Linked DNA regions of Homo sapiens: all the other regions are linked to region 1. The links are chromatin loops, found by intact Hi-C in ENCODE. Cell type or tissue: heart right ventricle. All regions are shown on one strand. Each heading gives the region's core, and the rest is flanking DNA. Links, peaks and the distances in the headings are about the cores only. Region 1 overlaps SHE (Src homology 2 domain containing E). Region 2 overlaps TDRD10 (tudor domain containing 10). Region 3 holds the start of ADAM15 (ADAM metallopeptidase domain 15).

Region 1 (4,000 bases), core at 1-4,000:
GCTGTATTGCCAGCGTCAGTTATGGGAGTAGCAAGATAATGAAGCACACCCTGCCCAGTGGCTTCCAGAAGTTCCTGGTCTACAAGGTCAAGGAGCCGGAATGAAGCGCTGCTGATGTGCAACAAATTATACTGAGCTGAGATTGCTCACAATGTTTCCTCCAGAACCACAAGGCCACTGTGGAGCGAGCAGCCCCGTGGGCCATCAGTCACCACTCCCAAGGCCAGGCTGTGCAGCGAAGAAAATGAACAGACAACTCAGTCTATGTTTTGTTTTTAAATGAAATCATAAAAAGTGCAAAAAAAAAAAAAAAAAAAACACTCTAGAGTGAGACCTGGGCCGCAATCTGGGCTCTACCACTTACTATGACTGACCCAAGACAAGTTATTTCATCATTCTAAGCACCCGTGTTTTTATCTGAAAAACAAGGTTCCCACCTGGCTGAGTTGTGGCAGATTAAATGAGATGCTGTATGATGAAAAGCATTTGTTCAGCAGCACACCTGGTGCGGAAAAAGAGTCTATTCTCACTACTTACATCTTGGCCTTTCACAGGGTCAGAATCCAACATTCAACACTCAAACCCTGGGTGCTTGTAAACACGTGTTCAATCTGAATTCTGAAAACCATTACTCTAATTGCTCGGGTGGTGGGTGGCGGGAGCATTTCTTAATGCAAACTTCCTCTTCTCTTAAACACAGATGGGTTAAAACAATAGGCACTTGTTCCACCTGGTGGCAACTTACATAAATGTTTAATGGAAGTTAAAAACTTGAAACCATGTTAGGAATTTTGGAGGGGAAAACTTTTTGATAGCAGACTCAACAGTATGCCCTTCTAGGACCTGACGTGAATTTATTTGTGCATTTCCAAATAGGAGCTTCCAACAGGGCTTCTCCACCATTGGCTGTGTATCCAAATCACCTGGTACAATTTTTTTTTAAAATAGGTTTTTGAACTTTGCAACAGACTTAGGGCATCCCACAGATGGCATGGGACATTTGTATTAATAACAAACTGATAAAAACAGAAGCAGAGCCCAAATCTTCTATCTAGTGAGGGATGAGAACCAGTGCACTAACTTTCGACTCAGGAAGAGATGGGCCAGGAAATGGCAGTAAAACATCACTGTATTACTATTTTACTTGGGAAGAAAAACATAATAGAAGGACTCTAAATGTGAACAGAGTAAATAAAAGATAGAATCTGCTGGTTATGTTCCATCATGGTGTTTCTATATTTCATTAATGGTGACTGCAAATGAAACTCTGCTGTAGCTCTTACCATGGGAAGTATTTTTCTGAAGGAAGATGATTCTCAGAGCTAACTGAATTAAGCAAAACCACTGTAGTTTTCTTGGAATAATGTTTATTTAAAGTTACATTTCAGAGGAAACTATCTTCAGGAGGGCATGAAGCCTATATTGGCTACTGCAAAACAACCAGAAGTTTTATAAAATATTTCTGATTTAAATTACTAAGGCACTATAGATAGACACCTATATTACATACAATCTTCAAACATTTTTAAAAGTTGAAACTATGTATTAGTTGATATCTAAAATATTAAAGCCCCTGACAAACTGAACGGCTAAGAACTTGACAAAATGAGACGCCTGTTTCAATGATTCTGTTGCCAGCATATTAATTAAAATACAATTTGAGATTCTAAATTACACGATCCAGCCTTAGTCCAGGGACCTTGTGATGATAGTTGTATTAGACTTCAAAACACCCTTTCCGCAGGAAAGGGCATTTTTCAAGATGGCAACTGCTGTGTCATCATTTTCCCTTTTCTGGACTGTATCAGAAATCCTTCAGAAAGCCCTACCCTTAAATGCACAGCTGCTTTTCCCAACTGCAGTTTTCTCTTTTCCCATTAGATGGCAGTAACGCACCATCTCTCTTCACACAGGGTCAGCGGTGGAGGGTAAGTTGAACAGAAGGCCCACTGCACAGCAGGCCAAGTTTCTCTAGTCCACGTTAGTGGGGCACAAAAATTGGAAATGAGAATACAGAAGAGTGATTCTAACCAGGTCATAAGGCCAAACTAGTGCTAGTTATGGAAAAATAGGAGACAACTAGTGAACGAGAGATCTGTGAAGGGTTTCAGTGCAATCCTGCTGAGTGTCAAGGGGTGCGGGGAAGGGAAATGAAATCGACATCACTGCACTCCCTAAACCCTGGAAGGAGGGAGAAACAAGGGGCTAACCTTTGACTGAAAAAGGGCATCTGACAGAACAGAAACTAACCCCACTTAACCCGCAACTGAAGAATGCCTCACAGTTATTCTTCTGAATATCAAGATGCATCCAGTAACAACAGCCAATAACAGACTAGTAACAGAGTTACATAATCCAATTAACAAATTAGGACAATTTCCCACCACCTGCCTCAAAAACTCCTGGCTGCCCCTATCAGCTACCTGCCCACCTCCCCATCCTGCGGCAGAGGCTAGTACACAAATACCAATTCTGCAAAGTACGGAGACTTCCAACAGCAAAGAATAAAGGCTTTCTAAAATGCTTAAGAAAGTGCTTTGAATAACTTAAAATGACACTTCTGCCCCCAACAGAGAGTAGATATATCAATATTTACCTTTTTGTATACATATTAACACTTCTCCATTATTTTATTCCTAGCTTAAATACACACAAGGCCAGTGGTTTGCAGGCCATCCTGAGATACAACTATGGTATCAAAGTAAATAGCAAGGTCCTTTACTCTCTCTTCTTATAGGCCTGAAACTAACCAACTGAACTTGTCCAGTCATCGCAAGCAAGTATTTTTTTTAAAGAAGGTGTGATCAAGAAGAACACTGACACAGCTCTATGGATGCTAAATTCAAGGCAAATTCACTGAAAGACATTCTTCTCACCAGAGAATATCCTGGGAGATGGAATAACTCGAAGGAATGAGGACTACAGGAAAATACTTGTCTCAAGACAAAATGACAAAAAGCCAGAGCATTCAGAGCTCAGAGAACATGTCACAGAGCTTCAGATCAGCTGGCCATGGAGGTTTAACAAGGAAGCCATTAGGGACACCCTGCTGGGCCTAATTGTTTTTAGAACATATGGAACTTTGTGCCACCACACAGCTGTGAACTCCCTGGCTTTTGTCAGCTTGTGTCACAACCTCAAGAAGAAAATAGCTCACTAACGCCCCCACCTCTGACTTCCCACTAATTTACTATATTTCTTCTTATAACCTCCTGTACAACTGTAAAGCAACTGGACAATATGTAAACTCTGCCTCTCCTCTACTTTTAATTCTATAAAGAATATAGTATGACTTGTCACAGAGAAACAGTATAGAAGAAGCATAATACTGGGCATATGACAGAAGCTCAATAAATACTTAATGTATCTGGCCTGTTTTCAAGATGTTATTTCATTATACATTCATCACAGTTGCTGGGTATGGGCCAAAAATCATTTAGTGCACAAAGAAAAATTGTATAAAGCTTTTAGCATTTATTAAAATTAGAATAACTGCTGTATTCCCTTTGTAGAATAAGGTTAAGTAAAAACGTTTCATTTCTAGAATGTTAAACTAAAAATAAGTTTAACACAATGAATAATTTGTATAAAGATAATAAATATTTGTTGAATGGATGCTGAAAAAACCTTTTAAAATCTTACACTAAAGATATAGTAAATGAACCAATACACACTGAAAACATTCTATCAGTATCTGAAAAAAACATTCCTTTTGGTTTTTTGTTTGCTTGCTTGTTGAGACAGGGTCTCACTCTGTCACTCAGGCTGGAGTGCAATGGTGCGATCATGGCTCGCTGCAGCCTTGACCTGAGCAGAGGTGATCCACCTACCTCAGCCTCCCGAATAGCTGGAACCACAGGCATCCACCACCAGGCCAGGCTTTTTTTTTTTTTTTTTTTTGAGATGGAGTTTCGCTCTTGTCACCCAGGATGGAGTGCAGTGACATAATCTTGGCTCACTGCAACCTCCACCTCCTGGGCTCAAGTGATTCTCGTGCCTC
Region 2 (4,000 bases), core at 1-4,000, 66 kb after region 1:
GGATTAGCGGTGCTAACATAACAGGTGACGTCTACGGAGGCAGATTTGTAATGCAGTGCAGGCAGTGGGGCCGTTGCGTTTTGCACCCCACAGGCTCTGCACCAGAACATGCAGGCTCTGTTTAGCACCCTGGCTCAGGCGGAGGAGCAGCAGCCCTACCTGGAGGGCTCCACCGTTATGCGCGGGACTCGCTGTCTGGCAGAGTACCACCTGGGGGATTATGGACACGCCTGGAACAGGTGTGTGCCTGGGCAGGGGTAGAGTCTATGGGAGAGGCGTGCAGGGAAAATGCTCCCTTCTTGCATTCTCTTCCTTTGGGCTCTGGTTTTTTTTCCTGTGGCTTCTTCTCTCAAAATCATCTTTATCCTTATTTCCTCACTCAAGGATTGGGGAGAAACAGAGCAAACTCGCTCTTCCTCCCTCCTACCTCCACTTTCACATCCACTTTGTTGAGGACTGCTGTGCATGGCACTAGGCGGAATGATTGTCCTCTGTCTTTCTCTTTTCCTCTGCCAGGTGTTGGGTGCTGGACAGGGTGGACACCTGGGCTGTGGTCATGTTCATTGATTTTGGACAGTTGGCCACCATCCCTGTGCAGTCTCTGCGCAGCCTAGACAGCGACGACTTCTGGACCATCCCACCCCTGACTCAGCCATTCATGCTGGAGAAAGGTGAGACATCTTCTATCTTCCTCCCAAGGGTTTCAGGGACAGGAGAAGCCATGGTTGCTTCTGGGACCTGAACAGGAAGCAGCATAGTGGGCGGCCAAGGTGCTTCAGTCTCTCTTTCCACCCAACCCCAGTTTTCAGCATATGACCCCTGCAAAGCTGCCTCTCAAGTGTTGGTTTTCATGCCTGGGATCTGGAGCCCAAGATCCCAACAGGGACCTCAGATGCTGCCCAAAGGCTGAGTTCTCTGGAAGGGGAGAGAAGAGGGCAGATTTCCCACCCCTGCTTCCACCAGAGCTGCTCAGCTTTCATCTGTTTTACATACTTGGCGTGTTGCTTCAGATTTCACTGGAAAAAGATTCTGCCATAGAAGAAAACTAGCACTCGAATGCCAGTGCTAGACGCCAGAGCACAGCACTTAGCACTGCACTCTCCTAATGTGATTCATTTAGCTTCAGACACCTGTGGGTTTCTCCATAGGTGGAAATGAAGAGGCCCCTTCTCAAGATCGAAGTTAGGTGAAATGTAAAAGGATGAAAGAATGTTTTAGGGGGCAGTCAGGAGAAGTGGAGGTGAAGAAGCATACATACACATACACAGGAAGTAAGATGGAAAAGTTTTATTTAAAAAATTTCTTTTTTTTTCAGAGGCAGGGTCTCACTCTGTTGCCCATGCTGGAGTGCAGTGGCATAATCATAACTCATAGCAGCCTCAAACTCCTTGGCTCAAGCAATCCTTCCACCTTGGCCTCTCAAAGTGCTGGGATGACAGGCATGAGCTGCCGCGCTTAGCTGAGATGGAAACGTTTTATAGACAAACTAAGTCTTTTTTTTTTTTTTTTTGAGATGGAGTCTCGTTCTGTCACCCAGGCTGGAGTGCAGAGGCGCAATCTCGGCTCACTGCAACCTCCGCCTCCCAAGTTCACATAATTCTCCCGCCTCAGCCTCCCAATTACAGGCACGCACCACCACACCCAGCTAATTTTTTTTTTTTTTTTTTTTTTTTTTTAGTAGAGATGGGGTTTCACTATGTTGTCCAGACTGGTCTCGAACTCCTGACCTCGTGATCCGCCCACCTCGGCCTCCCAAAGTGCTGGGATTACAGCTGTGAGCCACCGTGCCCGGCCCTCAGACAAACTAAGTCTTGAGATGGAGTCTTGCTCTGTCGCCCAGGCTGGAGTGCAGTGGCGTGATCTCAGCTCACTGCAACTTCTGCCTCCTGGGATCAAGCGATTCTCCTGCCTCGGCCTCCTGGGTAGCTGAGATTACAGGCATGTGCTACTACGCCTGGCTAATTTTTATATTTTTAATAGTGACGGGGTTTCACTGTGTTGGTCAGGCTGGTCTCGAACTCCTGACCTCGTGATCTGCCCTCCTCGGCCTCCCAAAGTGTTGGGATTACAGGTGCGAGCCACCGCACCCGGCCAAAATATATATATATATAAAATATATGTATAATGTAATTTATATATTACGTATATATTATATATATCACGTAATATATATTATATATTATGTAACATATATAATATATAATACGTGATATATATAATATATATATTTAAAGATGGAAAGGCATCTCCCAATTGTGCAGGGCCAAGGCTTCCTGGGAGGCTGGTGGGGCTTGTGCCCAGTGGGCAGGGAGCACCACCCAGAGGTTGTCTTGGGTCATTGCATGAAGAGGGTCCCTGCTGCCCAGGCTGGGAACAGCCAGGCATCAGGAGCTTCTTCAGGTGACCCAGGGAAGAGGAGCTTCCTGTTTCAAAGTGCAGCTCCCAGCCTGTCAGAAGGGCCAGAGTCCCCAACCCAGAGATAAGTCAGACAAGCGTCAGTTTTCCTCCCTTTATGGATGAGGAAAATACAGCTCAGAAAAGTGAAATGAACTCATACTTAATAGCAAGAAAATGGCATAGCTGGGGATGAAACCTAGGTCTGACTCTTAGTGATTCAGTGTCATACATACAAACAGTCCCAGAGTTTGGGGACTCTGGTGGGATGGTGGGAGTTGCGTGAGGGACGACATCCTGGGGAAAGGTGGGTTTTTGATGAGCTCCCTGCCTGGTTCCAGCATGTAAGAGTGCTTGCGTCTCATGGTGAAAACCTCTCTGGTTTTAACCTTCTTCTATCCAGCCGGAACTCTCAGAGCAGAGTTCAGTGAACGTGATTTTCTGTCCCCAGTAGAATTTCTCATTAAAAATCCCAGATCCCTGTAATTATTTTAACAAGTGCCTCCTCCCTTTATCTGCTGTTATTTTGCCCTCCCCCTATGCTACCTTTTCAGCATTTATCATCTCATTTGATCCTGGCAGCAGGGATTTAGCAGGAACTAGCAGAGACTTGCTGGTTGGAGCTGGTTGGCGGCCAGAGCACTTTCCCTGCAGCCCCCGCCTTTTGCTTCCCTCCTTTGCTCCTCCTGCCCAACCCCGTGCCACTGAGGTTTTGTTGTTGTGTCTTGTTTTGCAGACATTTTGAGTTCGTATGAGGTTGTCCATCGAATCCTCAAAGGGAAAATCACTGGTGCTTTGAACTCGGCGGTAACTGCTCCTGCATCTAACTTGGCTGTTGTCCCTCCACTCCTGCCCTTGGGGTGTCTGCAGCAGGCTGCTGCCTAGGCCTGGACACAGTATTTACCTGGCATTCTTTTAGATCAAACGAACTGGTTATCTGAGGGGTTGGGTGAACTGGCTCGGGTGGGCCTTCCTTCCCACCAAGGCTTTGTCTTTCTCTTCCAGTTGCACATCCTAAAGTTTGAAGAGTCTAAATAACGGGGCTTCCCTCAGCATGTTCCCTCTCCTGTTTGCCACGGATCCAGAGGCCACCTGCCCTGTCTTCTCGTACCCCTTTCACTCTTGAGGCCTGGGAGGTGAAAAAGGCCAGACTGTGCCCAGGATTGATTCAATTTTGCTTTTACTCCCAGCTTCCCTCTCAAAAGAGAGTGAAGTCTCATTTGTCATGTGTCTTCAGTTCCCCAACTTGGCATGAACATTTGAACCAAACATAGGAAACTACCATTAGGTTGAAAGCCTGAGGCAGCTGGGATGGTCTTTCTTGTGTCTCTTCTTTGCACCCCAGAGCATGATATAAGTGGTCCTAACAGATTCTGGATAATGGAGAAGCCCTCTGCTGGTTTTCCTGGCATTCCATGTAGAATAGGTAGAGAATATTTAACCAATGAGCAAATAAATGTTGGCATGTTTCATGAGTTTGGAGTGATTGATACTTCTTTCCAGCCACCCTTCCACTGCCCTGCCGTGCCCTCTAAAACTGCTGCAGTGAGATTAGAGCCTGCCAGTGTGGGCTCTGGGCCATGCAAACCCTGCCTGGGATATAGAT
Region 3 (8,156 bases), core at 2,312-6,311, 570 kb after region 1:
ATAGATGAGGAGAACCTGGAAGAGATGGAGACATCCCTGCCCATCCACCCACAGGTCTTTCTCCTACATGGACAGCTATAACCATGACATTCGTTTTGACAACATCTACATCAGTACCTACTTCTGCCAGATCGATGACCGCAGGAAGAAGCTGGTGAGTGGGCACGGCACTGCCCGGGGATGCCTTGCTGCTGTGTGCCCTGTGTGGGTTCATGCTCCAGGAAGGCAGAGAGGAAAGGGCAGAGGGCCCTTGGGCTTCCTAACTGTGTGGACATTTGTTTTCCAGGGCAAACGGACTCTGCTGCCACTCCGCAAAGCTGAGGAGAAAACCGTCATCTTCCCTTGCAAGCCCACCATCCAGGCCTCAGAAATGAGCAATGTGGTGAGGACAGCATGGGGAGCGGACTCCTGGGTGCAAAGACAGGCCTGAAGGTGAGGGTGGAGGGTAAAAGGCACCAGAGAGTGCTCCGTGCCCAGGCAGATGGCACTGCCCAGCTCTGCCCCTCCTGCTCCTTGGCCAGGTGAGGGAGCTCCTGGAGACACTGCCCATTCTGCTGCTGCTGGTGGTGCTGTGTGGCTTGGACTGGGCTCTCTACTCCATCTTCGACACCATCCGCCACCACTCCTTCCTGCAGTACTCCTTCCGCAGTAAGCCCATCCCCCAGACACATTCCAGGCCCAAGAGACACCCTCTGGAGAACTCCAATGCCTGCACAGCCACCCCACCCTAGTTCTTCCAACTGTGCCTCGTCCTTCTGCCTCTTTTTTTTTTTTTTTTTTGAGACAAAGAGTCTCGCTCTGTCACCCAGGCTGGAGGAGTGCATTGGCACAATCTCAGCTCACTGCAACCTCCACCTCCCAGGTTCAAGCAGTTCTCCTGCCTCAGCCTCTTGAGTAGCTGAGATTACAGGTGTGAGCCACCACGGCCAGCTAATTTTTCTATTTTTAGTAGAGACAGAGTTTCACCATGTTGGTCAGGCTGGTCTCGAACTCCTGACCTCAAGTGATCCACCTGCCTCGGCCACCCAAAGTGCTGGGATTACAGGTGTGTGCCACTGTGCCAGCCATCCTTCTGCCTGTTCTTTTCCCCTTTCTGTGATTCAGCCCCTCCCTGTCCTCCTCAAGGTCAAATGACAGCCCTGCAACCTGACAGCTCTCACAGCAGGGGAGGGGGGCTCTGTACCCCTTTACACTTACAACTGGGAGCAGGGAGGGGTTAGGATTCAGGAAGGGACAGAAAGACTCAGGCAGCTGAGAAGCATTTCTGTGTCTTGACCCCTCCCTGACATCCACCCCCTTAACACATTCCTGATTTCTCCACCTGCCCTGACTTCCCTACCTGTCCTCCTGGCCGCAGGCAGTCATAAACTGGAGGTGAAGGTCGGGGGAGACTCCATGCTAGCCCGGCTTCTTCGAAAAACCATTGGGGCCCTGAACACCTCCTCAGAGACAGTGATGGAATCAAACAACATGCGTGAGTGATGCTGAAAGTTTGGATCAGAGGAATCGAGGGCGGTGGGGCAAGGGTCAAAAGACTCCAAGGTAAAGAGTTAGGGGCCTGGGCCTTGGGTGTGGAGAGATGGGGGTTGGAGCGCTTGAGCTGGGGAAATCGGAGCAGGGAACACATCTGGGCAGGCTTGAAAAAGGGGAGCATGACCAGCTTCAGTCAGAGGAGTCTGGAGGCCAGGGTCTTGTGGCTAGGGGGCCCCAGCCCTCCAGAGCAGCACTGTCCAACAGGACATTCAGTCAAGATAGAAATCTGCAAGATCTGTGCCACATTGGGCCCAGCGGCTACAGTACTGACAGGGCAGTTCTGCAGTGAGGGGCAGGCAGGAGGAGAGCAGGGGAATCAGAGGACTGCACCTCCCACTGGGATGGGAAGTCCAACCCAGGGCTGCCCTGCCCCTTGGCTGGTCCTGACCAGACCCCTGGCCTGCCCCTCCCCTAGCCTGCCTGCCCCAGCCTGTGGGCCTGGATGCCAGGGCCTACTGGAGAGCTGCAGTACCGATTGGCCTGTTAGTGTGTCTCTGCCTGTTACAGGCTTTTGGCTACCGACTCCGGAGGGTCATCGCAGCCTTCTACTTCCCCAAGGTTTGCCCCTCCCCAGACCTCTCCACCCCTACACACCTGCACACACACACACACACCACCCAGCTCCCTACCAACTCCATATTTGGGGGATGCCTTTCTCTATCATTGACCCCCTTCCTGCCCCCAGCGAGAGAAGAAGCGGATCCTGTTCCTCTACAATGACCTATTGAAGAAAAGAGCAGCCTTCACCAAACTCAGGAGGGCCGCTATCCTGAGGCGGGAGCGACAGCAGAAGGCTCCGGTAAGTCCAGGCGTAAGTGCTGCTGCCAGCTCCTGGCTGGGTCTAAGTACAGCAGGCAAGGGGCAGCTCCCTTCAGTCCACCCAGCACCCACCAATGGTCGCAGGCCTACTCGAGCCTGGTAAGTTCTTTTTATTTTTTGAGATGGAATCTCACTGTGTCGCCCAGGCTGGAGTGCAGTGGCACGATCTCGGCTCACTGCAACCTCTGCCTCCCAGGTTCAAGCGATTATCCTATCTCAGCCCCCCACTCCACAAGTAGCCAGGATTACAGGCACACGCCATCACGCCCAGCTATTTTTTTGTATTTTTAGTAGAGACAGGGTTTCACCATGTTGGCCAGGCTGGTCTCAAACTCCTGACCTCAGGTGATCTGCCCACCTCAGCCTTCCAAAGTCCTAGGATTACAGGCGTGAGCCACCAAGCCCAGCCAAGCCCGGTGTAATCTGATGCAACACATGCTGAGGGCCCCAGCCATCCAGCTCCTAAGGTCAGGGCTGTGCCCGTTTCTGAATCCCAGGATTCAGCCCAGCCTAAGACACTCAGTGGACCATTAGGAAGCAGGCAGAAAAGGAGAATGAGATTTAATACAGTCTGCTCATAGAAAAGCAAGAGGGCCGCACAGAAACAGGAGGCCCAAGGCAAAACCAAAGTTTCTACCAGAGGGCTGCAGACCAGAAGCTCAGTGCAGTTCAAGGGACAGGAGGAGGCAGGTGGGCTGGGAGTCAGGAAGGCCTCATGCAGGGGCACATGGTAAGGCACATGGAATCTGAGGAAGCAGACTCCAGTCCATACTCCCTCATTAAGTTGTGTCACCTTGGCCAAGGTCTTCACTGAGCCTCAGTTTCTCCCTCTGAAGAATGGCAAGACTGGAGAGATCTGTAAGGCCTGCTCACTGGAGATCAGCCTAGAGTGGTGGTCAGGTGTGGGACTCCGGTGCCAGAGGGCCTAAGTGTGTATCCCGGCTCCTTCCCTCATTACTATGACAACGGTGTGACCTTGAGCACATGACTTAACTGCTGTGCCTGGGCTTTTGCCTTCCATAAAATGGGGTTAACTACTCCATCTGGTTGTTTTAAGGATTAAATGAGTTGTACTTACATGGTGCTGGCATGCAGCAAGTTCCATATGCATGCATGTTATCATTGGGTGACCCTGGGCAGTGATCACATCTCCAAGCATCAGTTTTCTCACCTGAAAAAAAGGAGATGATAATAACACTATCTGCCTTACATGACAATTGAATTGAATTTTTTTTTTTTTTTGAGACTAAGTCTCACTCTGTCGCCCAGGCTGGAGTGCAGTGGCGTGATCTTGGCTCACTGCAACCTCCACCTCCCCAGTTCAAGCGATTCTCGTGCCTCAGCTTCCCGAGTAGCTGGGATTACAGGCACACACTACCACGCCCGGCTAATTTAGAATTGAAATAATTTATGTACAGTATCTTAGTACAGGACCTGACATTATAAACAATGAGTGGCAGCCATTCTTATTTAATCAGTCCTAACAAAGTTCATAAAAGTGAGACTGTGTTTGCTTAGCTTTTTCCCTAGGGCCTGGATACCCCCAGCCCCCATGACACACAATAGGGGCCAAATGAATGTGTTGTGAAAAAATGAAAAACAAAAAACAAAAAAGAACATGCTGGGATTCCTTGACAGGGTCGTGAAGCAAACTGAATGTGAATGCACAGATGGAAATGTGCCAGACAGTCATTCCAAGCAGAATGTGCAAAGACTCAGTCCACAGGGAATGCGAAGTGCCAGGGCTAGTCTCAGGAGAAACTGGCTCAGAAGAGACAGCTCTCAGGGAGGGCTAAAGTAGGAAAGAGGCTAGAAAGGGACCAGGTGAGGGAAGGCTCTGAAGGCCAAGCCCAAGAGTTCTGCCTGTCTGGCAGGCAGCAGGGCCTCTGGAGTTTCTTGGGCAAAGAGTGGCTGCTTCCTGGGTAAGGTGGCCTGTGGAAAATCCCTGACAACTGTGTAGAGACATGTCGTGAGGGATGGCAGGGAGCATAGTGAACTAGGTTTGTGGTTTGGAATCAGGGCCCCTGGGGTCCAGCCAAGTTGGATTGTTTACTATCTGTGTGACTTTGAGAGTCACTTCACCTTTCTCAACTGTAAAGTGGGGATAGCAACAGTGATAGTCGATCTGGCCTGCTCACTTCTCAGCCTCACTGTGAGAACCAAATAAGATGATTTACAGGAAAGTGCAAATGAGAGTTGTGGCTGATATCCGCTTGGAGAGAGCCTGGAGGGTGCATCCTCCCATTCTCCATCACAGAGTTGGGGAGGGAGGCACCCTCGCCCTCCAGGGGTTTCCTTTGTCCAACCCAGCCTCCTCCAACACGCGGGAATTGTCAGGCCTGGCGACTTCAGACAGGAAACGCTGTCCAGTTCCCCTTCTTTCCCGCCTCGCTCCCGGGCTGGCGCTAACGCCCACCTCCCAACAGCGCCACCCGCTGGCGGATATCCTGCACCGCGGCTGCCCGCTCCTGCGCCGCTGGCTGTGCCGGCGCTGCGTGGTGTGCCAGGCACCCGAGACGCCCGAGTCCTACGTGTGCCGGACGCTGGACTGCGAGGCCGTGTACTGCTGGTCGTGCTGGGACGACATGCGGCAGCGGTGCCCGGTCTGCACGCCCCGCGAAGAGCTCTCTTCCTCCGCCTTTAGTGACAGCAACGACGACACTGCCTACGCGGGGTGAAGAGGCGTCCTGCTCGCTCTTCCGCACCGTCCTTCCCGGTTAATAAAATGCCCTGTACGCTTCACGTGGGTCGGGGACTGGGGTGAGCCGCGCACTGCCTCGCCTGCAGTCGGGAAAGCCTGCCCGCCCGACCTCTCCGAGCCAGGCCGCGCACAGGAGGCAGGGAGGCCGCGAAGCTACTAGGGAGGGGTCCGGACCTGGCGCCGGGTGAAGGCGCGCCGCCCAAGCCGGTCGGACCGGGCACCGGCTCCCACTCCGCACAGTTGCGGGGAAGCGGTAGCGCTGAGCAGCGCGGGCGTAGTGGGCGGTGTCCCCGCTCCCGAGGCACCCGGCGCGCAGCGGGGCGGGCTTTGCCGGGGGCGGAGCTTGGCTTGGGGCCGGGTGGGAGGGGGCGGGCCGGGGCGGGGCCTGGTGGCCGCGCGGCGCTGCTGGGTTCTCCGAGGCGACCTGGCCGCCGGCCGCTCCTCCGCGCGCTGTTCCGCACTTGCTGCCCTCGCCCGGCCCGGAGCGCCGCTGCCATGCGGCTGGCGCTGCTCTGGGCCCTGGGGCTCCTGGGCGCGGGCAGCCCTCTGCCTTCCTGGCCGCTCCCAAATATAGGTGAGTCCTCCGCCTGGAGTGGGTCGGGGGGCGGACTGGGAGGGAGGTGCAGGAAAGTCGGAAGGCATTAGGGTAATGGGGCCGGACGGAGACCCTGGGAGAGCCCAGCCAGAGCGCGGCCCGCCCTGGTCCGCTGTCCTGGGCCTAGGGCCCGGTGACTTGGCGATGGGGTGAAAAGAGAAGGAGGGGGGATGCCGGCGCCCCCTGCCTCCTGCCTGGTCATCCTCTGCGCGGTCCCTGCGGACACTTTCAGGCTCAGGTACCAGGTACCGAGGGGCCTGTCCAGCGCCACTTCAAGATCGTGATGAGAGGGTCGCTGCTCCCCAGGACTGGCATCTTCGCTGCTCTGGGGCCTAGCTAACCGTTCGACCCGGTGCCAGGGCGCTGAGCGGGCATGGCTTGTAGGGTTTAGTGAAGAGGATTCTCTCTAGCCTCTATTCCAGGCCTGGGGCCGCCAGGCACTCCTCACCCTGGTGCTGTTGCCACCAGTGCCTGGCCGAGCGGGAGGGGCCCGAGATGAGCCAGGAGAAGGGAGAATTGGCCAGGAAAGAGGCTGGGACACCAACTCCTCCTTGGAACTTTCACTTCCCGCTGCTGTCTTGGGCCGGGACCGAGAGGGCAGGCGCGGGTGGAGTGTCCGGAGGAGAGAGGGCCATTGTGTGTTGGGGGGGTGGGGGGTGCTCGAGGAGGAAGCAGAGGCTGTAGGCAGCGGGTGTGCCTGACTGGGCATGAGGGTGTTTAGGGAGGTGGGGGTGTTTGCACTGCTCACCCAGAAATGGGCGTTCCTGGCATCTCCGATGTGAGCGAAGGGGAGGGTGAGCGGGCACCCGGCCACAAGGCTTAGCTCAGTCTCGAGAGGGGGCGTTCCTGAAGTGGGGGGAGAGTGATTGGGAGGGAGTGGGAACCGGGGAGGGTCCTGTGAGAACCTGGGATTGGCCGGAAGGGGACAAGGAGGGCCACAGGCTGCGCAAGCCGAAAGTCTTTCTTGGGGACTTGTGAATGGGTTGGTGGGTGGAAAGCCATAAATTAGAGAGACACCCTCTCCTTCCAGTATTCTTCTTTAAGTCTCAGCATGCAATGTGGAAGCCCCTCAGGTACCTAAGGGTCTTGATGGGCTGGGAGCTGGTGGATCTGAGGGCACCTGTCACCCCCAGCCCTGCTGTCGATTCCCTCAGTACTGTCTTGGGGTGTCCTGGGACCTGCAGGTGGCACTGAGGAGCAGCAGGCAGAGTCAGAGAAGGCCCCGAGGGAGCCCTTGGAGCCCCAGGTCCTTCAGGACGATCTCCCAATTAGCCTCAAAAAGGTGCTTCAGGTGAGCTCTCACTCCCCTCTAATAAATAAACGAATCCACACACGCCCCGGTATAGCCAGGTGTCTCAAAGCCAAAGCTTGGCTGAGGAGCTGGTGGGTAGAGCTCACTGTAGTGGGTCTATCCCAGGCCCAGCTGCCTCTCCCACCACACCCCAGCACCTGGCTTCACTTATCTCCCTCTCCCTCTGCACACACGTGTATCTGTCTGCCTCAGCCCCACCCAACCCATCCATCTCCACTGGGGAAATTGTGAAGCCAAACTTGCTTTCTTCATCTCATGTTGTCGGTTTTCTCAGTGGGGGGATTTGGAAAGAGTCAGGACCTTACCAAACCCCCCCCCCCCCACCCCATTCTAAAGCTGAGTCAGAGGAAGGGCTGGGGCTTGTGCTGGGTCCTACACGGTGCTTCCTCTCTGGGCAGGAAGCCGAGAAGGGGTGGCTCAGATACCTTCCTTGACCTCCGCACACAACCCCCCAGAACAATGCTCCAGGCCAGGCAGGGTTTCCTGGCCCCTCCCCTGGGATCCCCCCACCAGTGATCTAATTGCTGGTGCTCTTCTGTGGGCCTGAGGTTTTCTGGTTAGAGAGGCTGGGAGTTGTGGACAGGTCTAGGGAGGTGACCTGCCCTCTGGTGCCCACAGACCAGTCTGCCTGAGCCCCTGAGGATCAAGTTGGAGCTGGACGGTGACAGTCATATCCTGGAGCTGCTACAGAATAGGTAATAGTGATGGTGGCAATAACAGTGACCACATGGCCAACAACTTGTATAGCATTTATTATGTGCCAGGTACTAAGTGCTTGTGCTCATTTAATCCTCATAACAGCCCTATAAGGGATATACTATCATGTATTATTGTCCTCACTTTATACATGAGGAAGTCAAGGCACAGAGAGATTAAATAACTTGCCCCAGGTCACACAGCTAGTATGTGGTGAAAACCAGATTGGAATTCAAATAAACTAACAGAGTCAGTGGCCCAACCAGTATACTTTGCTGCCCCGGGGTCAGGAGTGGAAAAGTTGGCTGCGGGGGTTGCCTGGTCCCCAGCCCCACAACCACCTTCAAGCCTCTGCTTGTCAATGCACGACCTGGGAAGTGGCTTTAGCACTGCCTTCTTTTTCTTCACTCCACAGGGAGTTGGTCCCAGGCCGCCCAACCCTGGTGTGGTACCAGCCCGATGGCACTCGGGTGGTCAGTGAGGGACACACTTTGGTGAGT

What was found. Peaks named below come from ENCODE experiments on the same cell type or tissue, not always from the same donor. Only the 100,000 strongest peaks of a DNase experiment are listed, where the experiment ranks them.
Region 2: a loop joins it to region 1, with 16 times the contacts of the local background. A loop is called at or near these places in 96 of 110 quality-filtered maps.
Region 3: a loop joins it to region 1, with 2.9 times the contacts of the local background. A loop is called at or near these places in 9 of 110 quality-filtered maps.

Annotation. Positions count from the first base shown.
Region 1 is chr1:154,478,131-154,482,130 of GRCh38, forward strand. It overlaps SHE (Src homology 2 domain containing E), which reads right to left. Exons shown (of 6, transcript NM_001010846.3): 6 at 1,351-4,000. Among named protein-coding and RNA genes, the nearest start is that of TDRD10, 22 kb to the right of the region's middle. In heart right ventricle, for the core only: a CTCF peak has its summit at 1,875 (motif pointing right); a DNase peak (open chromatin) is centred at 1,911; H3K27ac peaks cover 2,930 bases.
Region 2 is chr1:154,544,279-154,548,278 of GRCh38, forward strand. It overlaps TDRD10 (tudor domain containing 10), which reads left to right. Exons shown (of 13, transcript NM_182499.4): 10 at 94-239; 11 at 517-671; 12 at 3,131-3,201; 13 at 3,400-3,869. The coding sequence ends at 3,432. Among named protein-coding and RNA genes, the nearest start is that of UBE2Q1-AS1, 7.3 kb to the right of the region's middle. RefSeq lists a silencer at 2,155-2,449 and an enhancer at 2,533-2,622. In heart right ventricle, for the core only: a CTCF peak has its summit at 2,322; DNase peaks (open chromatin) are centred at 2,323 and 3,970; H3K27ac peaks cover 627 bases.
Region 3 is chr1:155,045,839-155,053,994 of GRCh38, forward strand. It overlaps DCST1 (DC-STAMP domain containing 1), which reads left to right. Exons shown (of 17, transcript NM_152494.4): 11 at 55-154; 12 at 287-382; 13 at 522-648; 14 at 1,358-1,474; 15 at 1,949-2,091; 16 at 2,219-2,332; 17 at 4,779-5,092. The coding sequence ends at 5,030. ADAM15 (ADAM metallopeptidase domain 15) reads left to right here and starts at 5,478. Exons shown (of 23, transcript NM_207197.3): 1 at 5,478-5,627; 2 at 6,833-6,939; 3 at 7,579-7,655; 4 at 8,072-8,150. The coding sequence starts at 5,549. DCST1-AS1 (DCST1 antisense RNA 1) reads right to left here. Exons shown (of 4, transcript NR_040773.1): 2 at 3,431-3,523; 3 at 122-317; 4 at 1-15. It overlaps ADAM15-EFNA4 (ADAM15-EFNA4 readthrough), which reads left to right and starts at 5,478. Exons shown (of 26, transcript NR_176418.1): 1 at 5,478-5,627; 2 at 6,833-6,939; 3 at 7,579-7,655; 4 at 8,072-8,150. RefSeq lists an enhancer at 4,653-4,712 and a silencer at 5,183-5,642. In heart right ventricle, for the core only: CTCF peaks have their summits at 4,797 (motif pointing left) and 5,011; DNase peaks (open chromatin) are centred at 4,783, 5,353 and 6,253; H3K4me3 peaks cover 1,966 bases; H3K27ac peaks cover 2,513 bases.